2 separate regions of the Homo sapiens genome follow, and region 1 is linked to region 2. A link is a contact called in ENCODE Hi-C or POLR2A ChIA-PET data. All regions are on one chromosome and are shown on one strand. The core of a region is the stretch at or near the end of the contact, and the rest is flanking DNA. Distances in the headings are between cores, read along the strand shown. Region 1 has its middle 140 kb from the start of ABCA8. Region 2 overlaps ABCA8 (ATP binding cassette subfamily A member 8).

Region 1 (3,547 bases), core at 520-3,019, 90 kb after region 2:
TGCCTTTGAAGAGACAAGTGATTAACCTCTGGAATCCCATCCTGCCTGTGTCTACTTCCTAGGAACAATTGCAGAACCAACTGGCTTAGTTTGGGTGCCCTGGAAGCAGCTCCTAATGTAAGGATTCTTATGAAAGTGATTTACTGACGGAACACTCTCAGAGAAGGAGAGTAAAGGAAGCAAGGCAGATAAGGAGGAAAAAACTAAGCAAGGAATGGTCTAGGATGGAGAACAGATTCAGCCTGGAGCTCTGGAGAGTGGATTGCGACACAGAGTTGGTGTCACTTAAGGCCCGTGTGCTGGTCTTTGTACCCTGCATGTCACTTAGTCAATGGTCGCTTGCCATCATGGGGGATGATGAGATGGCTCCGATTTGGCCCAAGGCAATTATTGGAAGAGAGCGGCTAAGAGCCAAGAGCAAACAAAATTCATTGCAGCTGGAGATGCGTGCACTGACCCAGAAAAGGAGATCAAGGCAGGTATCAATGTTATCTATTATACACAGTTTGTAAAAGCAGAGCCGGGATTCCAACCCAGGCAGGTTGGTCTGTTGTTTGAACAAGCACATATATTGCTTCATGCAACTGCAGAGGATGGAACATGTTTATGTCTTGATTTGTACAACTGAAATATTATAGTATTATCTCTAACCTCATTTTCAGGTCAAAACCCTGCAATGACTTTGTTTATCTTGGGCTAAAATACACTCACTTGCTTAAGTTCAAGAGGCACTGCTCTCTCCAGTTCCCACAGTAAGGTTCTGTTTTCACCGTAATCAGATTCTGGCCGCCGAGAAACCTATTTGTCTATTGTCTACAACAGTTCGGACCCCATGTTCCCTCTTGTAAACATTCGGAGGAAAACTTCAAACCTAAGTTATCTCACCTTCTAAAAATATTTTTTCCAAAGGAACAAACAATAATTATTGCTACCTTTTTTTAGTTATTTCAGAATGATATTTCATTTTAGTGTGCTATTGTTGAAAAATGAAACTAAGTGGAAAGACACAATAACACAGTGGTTTATAATTTCAGCAATATTATGAAAATACTAAATTTGATTTTTGAAGAATTTACTCATACATGATTGCAGAGATACAATATTAAATAGGATGAGATTACCAACAACATGGTTTCTTTGGAATCATTACCATTTAATATTTATTGAACAACTAGGCAAGTTAGAATCAACTTCACATTGAAAGTTATTGCCTTAAGGATTCTTACAAGGATCGTGATGGTTTGGGAGCATCATTCATGGTCTTTTCTCAATGCCCCTTGGTTCAAATAAATTAGAATAGTCATGACTGGTACTTAGCAATCTGAGTATATGTGTGCTGATCAGAGCATATGGCATAAAATGGCAAAACAGAGTATGAAGAAATACTGAACACAAAGTGAAGATGATTACAGGTTTTAAGTGTGAGTTTAAATATAACATGGCAATTCAATTTTGCATATTTAAATTTGCTTTCTCTCAGAATCCATAGAATTGACCAAAAAATATAAAAAGAAGAAAGTCATTAGCACTAAGAATCAGAAAAGTGGCATTAATAAGTCAGTAATGATGTTGTGTAAGTTATGTCAGATGGAGGAAAATAAGAGATTTAACACAGAAAGTAAATAGAAGAAAATAGATGGAACATCCCTGGGAAACCCCCCAGTGAGTAGCGAATGGCCAGTAAGGAAAATAACTAGACAGTTGGCTTGGGATAAATCAAAGGATTTTGGCAGCTGCACCAGGACAGTGCACACAGGACATCTGTCCACAACGTTTGACCTCAGCTTTCACGTGGCATGGACTGGCATCACGTTCTTGTAAGGAGGGCATTCAAAGACGCTAATGAGGGTCCCTAGTGCTCCCCCTGACTTCAGATGGCCACCACAAACAGAAAAGGAAGATAGTGCATGTAATGGATGCCTGTTGTTTTTTCCTGCCAAGCATTCATTCACCCTTCTGATTTTCCTTGGGAAAAAAACACCTGTCCCAATCATAGTTTCTGTGGCTCAGATGGGACCATCTGTGAGGTCCAGGCCTAGCTGATCCACCTCGGCCTTCCAGTATACTCCATCCATCCTAGACATTTTTCTCTTTTTAAGAAAGGTACTCAATTTTAAATCTCTTGGCATGGGAAATTTGGGGGAATAAGTAAATTTATTTCTATTGGAACTAGAAATTGAGAAAAATTGAAATTTTTTTAGCATTCTATCCTTTTTCATAATACAGAAATGCAAACATAGAAAAACAGGGAAAACCTCTGAAGCACTGCTGGAAAACAAGATGAGAGTACCAAATAACAAAAGGTACTAGGAACATGTAAACCTGTGCTGCTGACAGCTACCTGGTACCAGGAAAAAAAAAAAAAAAAGGAAAATTCTAGCTTTGACCTGATAAAGATTCCCCAGGTTTAGAGACACATGGACTGGACCAAATGGCAGGACTGGAAGCCCTCCATAGGAGCAAACCTTGACCCACAAAACACTCTAGGAAGTGGAGACACCAACCTCTTCATTCTGAGCAGCATAGGAGAAAAGATATGGGTGAACTTCCCCACTGCATGACTGTATTCAAATTGTCCAGTAAAACCTCCTTCCAGCCTGCACCCACAATGTCTCAGGCAGTGTGCTAAGTGACTTTGAAAATAGGACTTCATTTACTCTGAACAATGATCAATTTCCATGCTACATGTGAGACAGCTGGGGTGTGTGTTGCAGTCACTCGCCCCTGTCGTATGGGCAGAAAGTGGACCAGGCTTTGAGTTTGGGCTGCTTGGATGAGATCATATTTCTCAAACCACTGGATTCAAATGATACATTTATACAACTCACAGAACCCATCAGAGAAGGTAGCTTTTCAGTTTTAAGATGGCAAAGTGAGAAACTTTTTAGCACCCCATCCCTCTCCATAATACAGAAATCCAAAAACATAAAAACAAAGAAAACTTCTGGAGCATTGTCGGGAAACAAAATGAGAGTACCAAAAAACAAATTAGAAACAACTTCTGGAGAGCAGAAAGCAGATGGCATCACAGGGACTGAAATGTTTATCACTCTCGGTAATTTAGACATGCGGAGAGGCCCCCCTCATCCCCCATGAGTTAAGGAAACATGTTACCCTATTAAAATCTTAGAATGGCTTCAAGTAAAAAATTAAGGGCTAGAAACAGAGATTCAGGCTAGCAAATTGAAGTTTTCTTGGACTGAGCTGATGGCTCAAGATCTCGTCAAGAATTTCTCACTAAGCAGAGTGGAGTGGAGAGGAGGGGAGAAAATGTAAGATCAGAACTTAGTGTGGGTGAGTGCCCTAATACATGGGCCGGGGGATAATGCCAGCTAACTATCAGAACAAACCTGGAGTACATTTTTAAGAGTTATTTAATGGGCTCAGCTGTCTCAGGATATTATTCACTAGATTTCACAGCCAGTTGCAGCCTCACGCAATAGACTTCCTGAAAGACACGGCAGCAGAGGGTGGCAGGAACACCAGGGAGTAATTGGCAGGCAGCAAAGTGAGGGTATTCAGGAGCCCAGAAGACCCCTGCACAGAG
Region 2 (3,551 bases), core at 324-2,823:
GAAAACAAAATCCTATTTACTCCTCTCTCCTCTCCTCAACAGAAGGAGGGAGTCTCTCCTGGAACAGCGAGCTGCACTGTCTGGTGTTGGGGGAGGGGGTGAAACAGGCACTCCCTTGGCTGCTCCAGCTGGTGTCTCTCGAGGTCTTTTGCACCCCAAGTCCATTGGCTTTGAGCCCAGAACAGCATCAGGACTTGCCCAGGAATTTCAGTCCCTGTGGTCCTACGTTTATTTAGATCCCCAGAGCACTTTAGTCCATGGTAGTGGGATGAATGCTTCCCCTCTGGCTAAGGCTGGTCTAAATGCTCCCTCTGTGGGCAGTGGCCGAATTCTGCCCTACGTTGCTTGTCACTGTGACAGGCAACACTGAGTTCCAATGCAAAGTCCCACAATGACTGTCCTCTCCCTCCCCCAAGCATACAACATTCTCTCTCTGTGCCACACAGCTGCTGCCAAGGATGGGAAGTTGTGTCAGCAATTCAAGACTGTCTTTCCTATCCTCTCCAGTGCTTCTTTCCTTATATGATGTTAAAACCACTATCATTGCTCACCTGATTTTTTTGTTCTTATGAAGGTGCTTCCTTGTGTGGACAGTTGTTCAATTTGGTGTTCCTGGGGGATGGGAAGATTTCTGGAGGGTTCTATCTGGCCACCTTGCTCTACCTCCCCTCCTAAATCTTCTATTGTTTAAAATAGAAGTGTTGTTACTTTTATTTTACAGATGAAATTACAGACTCCCTAGATTAAGAAGTGCTGGAATCAGAAATTGAACCTGAATATTTTTAAATTCTAAATCTAGTAGTCAAATCCATATTTTAAACTACTGTTTTTGTTACATGATTGGTCGTTTTTGTAAATTTATACCATCTATACTTAAGAAAGAAAACAAACCTATCATGACAACAATACAAAGAAAATAGGATGACAGTTTCCTTAACTCATCTGCACTTGTTTAAGTCCTAGAAAGTTATTTGAAAAATATCTCATGTAGATATTTTTCCAGTTCTGTGTAATGTCCCAATTTTTTTTTATTTCTTATAGCACTTTGTTTGCATCTCTTCTTGGAAATTAATTAAACTATCTGAAAGTCAGTGTTTCCACCTACAAAGTGAGAGTAGCAATTCCTACTTACAAGTAAAGGTTATAGAAAAATAAATAAGAGACTGCCTGGCACACTGCATGGAAACATAACATGTTTTCAAAATAAAAAGTGCTAGTCAGGATCCCTGCCCAATTTGCGAGTCCATTCATGGACTCCTATTTGTGCAATTGCCTTATTTTCTTCTAATCTAAGGGCCAACAAATTATAGCTCATGAGCCACATCCAGCCTACTTCCTCTTTCTGTAAATACAGTTTGGTTGGAGCCCAGTCATGCCCTTTCTTTTACACACTGCTCTGGCTGTCTCCATGTTACAACAGCAGAGTGGAAGAGTTTCAACAGAGTTCTAACAGCCTACAAAGCCTAGAAAATTTACTATCTAGTACACATTTTACAGAAAAAGTTTTACAACCTCCCCTTTCAAGCTTCAAGTTCCTCAAGGAATGACTTTCTGCATGACTCATTCATTCCGCCCCAGCACTCAGCACAAGTTCCTACAAGTGGCCAAGGAATAATTCTTAAATTGTTTTCATTTCAGGAGTCAGCATCATGGAAAACAGCTACGACATTTTTTGCTTCACTCTTCCAGTGGATTTCACTACTTCTAAAAAAATAGCATATATTCTTTTAAGTTCATACATGACTTATGTGTCAGTGGAATAATTTTTGACTTATGCATTTGGTCAAATAAAATTGCTACCATTTTTAAGGGCTTGTCAAGTGCAAACTTCACTATTATTCCATTGTTCGAATAACCCTAGAGGCTGGGAATCATTATTCCAGTTTTCTAATAAAGTAACTGTTTAGATAAGTTAAATAACACGTTCCAGATGCTAAAACAATATTTCAAAGCCAAGTCACTACTGATATTTTGCCCACTGTATAATTTATAACCTCAATTAATAGAATATTGTGTTTGTCTGTTTCTCTATAATGGAGAAATAGCTGTGGTATTTTTCAATGGATAGACTGATTTTCTCAATGATACTTTGTTCTTATTCAAAGTTCTGGGCTTAGCATTACAAGAAAAGCAAACCACATTCATCCATTATTAGTTTCTATCTATAATCCAGTTTCCTTCATAGCACTTACTACTATTGATAATTATTTTACTCATCTGGTTGTCTACATGTTTTCTTCCTGACGCCCGCACTAGACAATGAACTCCATAAGAGCAGAATAATGCTGCTTTAGTCACCATTGTATCCTCAACACTAAGTATGATGTTTGTCACATACTAAGAACTTAGTAAATTTGCATTGGATGACTACATTGAGTAACTGAAACTGTTTGGCATCTATACTTCTCACAAGTCTCTTGTTCCTTTGAAGCGATACAACAATTCTATTTAGTCAGCTTAAAACTGAACCTTCAACTGCAACGTTATCCATTTTGCATAGTCCTGACCTTTGCTGTACTGCAACCCTGGTATTTTCCACTCTGTGACCACCCTCTCTTCAGGAGCTTCAATCAATATGAAACTTCTCTGGGCACTACTCCTGAGTAACCTCACCAGTAACTCTCATTAGCTCATTCTTTTCTTTTGTCCATCACATTTATATGATTTGGCTGGGTTTTTGTCCTCTTATTTCTTGGGTTTTTGTCCTCTTATTTTGTGTTTGTCTGACCTATTTCTGGCATTAGATTTTAATTGATTTTCTTTGTCCTATAGAGACTAGTTAATTATTTTCTTGCTATTGGAGACTATGTCGAGTAACATATGTCTTTTTTTTTTTTTCTGAATGCCAGCTTGCAGTTAAATGAAATATGTGTTGAGGAAAACATAACATCACTTGTTAAACAGCACATCCCTGATGCCAAATTATCAGCCAAAAGCGAAGGAAAACTTATTTATACATTACCCTTAGAAAGAACAAATAAATTTCCAGGTAATGTGCATGAACACTGTGAAATAAAATATGTGAATAATAGTCATCATCATCATAATTATTATCATTACAACTAACATTTATCAATGTCTTACAGTATGCTCAGGTACTGAAACATAATCAAAAGAATAGTACAATAACTGAATTATTTTCTGTATAGTGGGAAATAGAATTACATTCTAATAGTTGTATTGTAATGCCTGGGCATTTTAGAGGGCTTCTTTTAGTCCTTCTTCCCTAGTAGTGTGTAACATAATATTCTAGTATTCATAAATGTACACAAACCCAAATGGTTGAAAACCTCTGGCTTATGCACTACATTAAACAGCCCTGTGATGTGGCTATCTGTCTCGGTGAGACTTTTGCAATAACTTTGGGTTTTTCAGGCTAACGCATAAAAGTTTACTAACTATGTTTGTTGTTCAGGGAACTTGTTCCTTAACAATGGGGCACTATAAGGGCCCACATTAGTGGTTGAAACAATTAACCTTGCTGTATATGTGGTTAACAAAGACATATACATTCATTCAAATACACATTTTATGGTGACAACACAAGCATT

What was found. Hi-C counts contacts between places; a loop is a spot of excess contacts on that map. ChIA-PET counts read pairs that join two places held with the same protein, here RNA polymerase II (POLR2A).
Region 1: a map of HepG2 shows a loop between it and region 2 (5-fold over the local background). The contact joins two enhancer-like sites. A Hi-C loop is called at or near these places in 3 of 168 maps with a recorded cell type or tissue (A673, HepG2 and PC-3). POLR2A ChIA-PET finds 5 or more read pairs at or near these places in 1 of 52 experiments (HepG2).

Annotation. Positions count from the first base shown.
Region 1 is chr17:68,817,858-68,821,404 of GRCh38, reverse strand. No RefSeq gene overlaps it. Among named protein-coding and RNA genes, the nearest start is that of ABCA8, 140 kb to the left of the region's middle. Within about 2 kb of position 1,769, at least 2 of the 41 ENCODE cell types and tissues checked have a DNase peak (open chromatin) inside an H3K27ac peak, as active enhancers do.
Region 2 is chr17:68,907,178-68,910,728 of GRCh38, reverse strand. ABCA8 (ATP binding cassette subfamily A member 8) reads left to right here. Exons shown (of 40, transcript NM_001288985.2): 18 at 2,850-2,989. Among named protein-coding and RNA genes, the nearest start is that of ABCA8, 46 kb to the left of the region's middle. Within about 2 kb of position 1,573, at least 21 of the 41 ENCODE cell types and tissues checked have a DNase peak (open chromatin) inside an H3K27ac peak, as active enhancers do.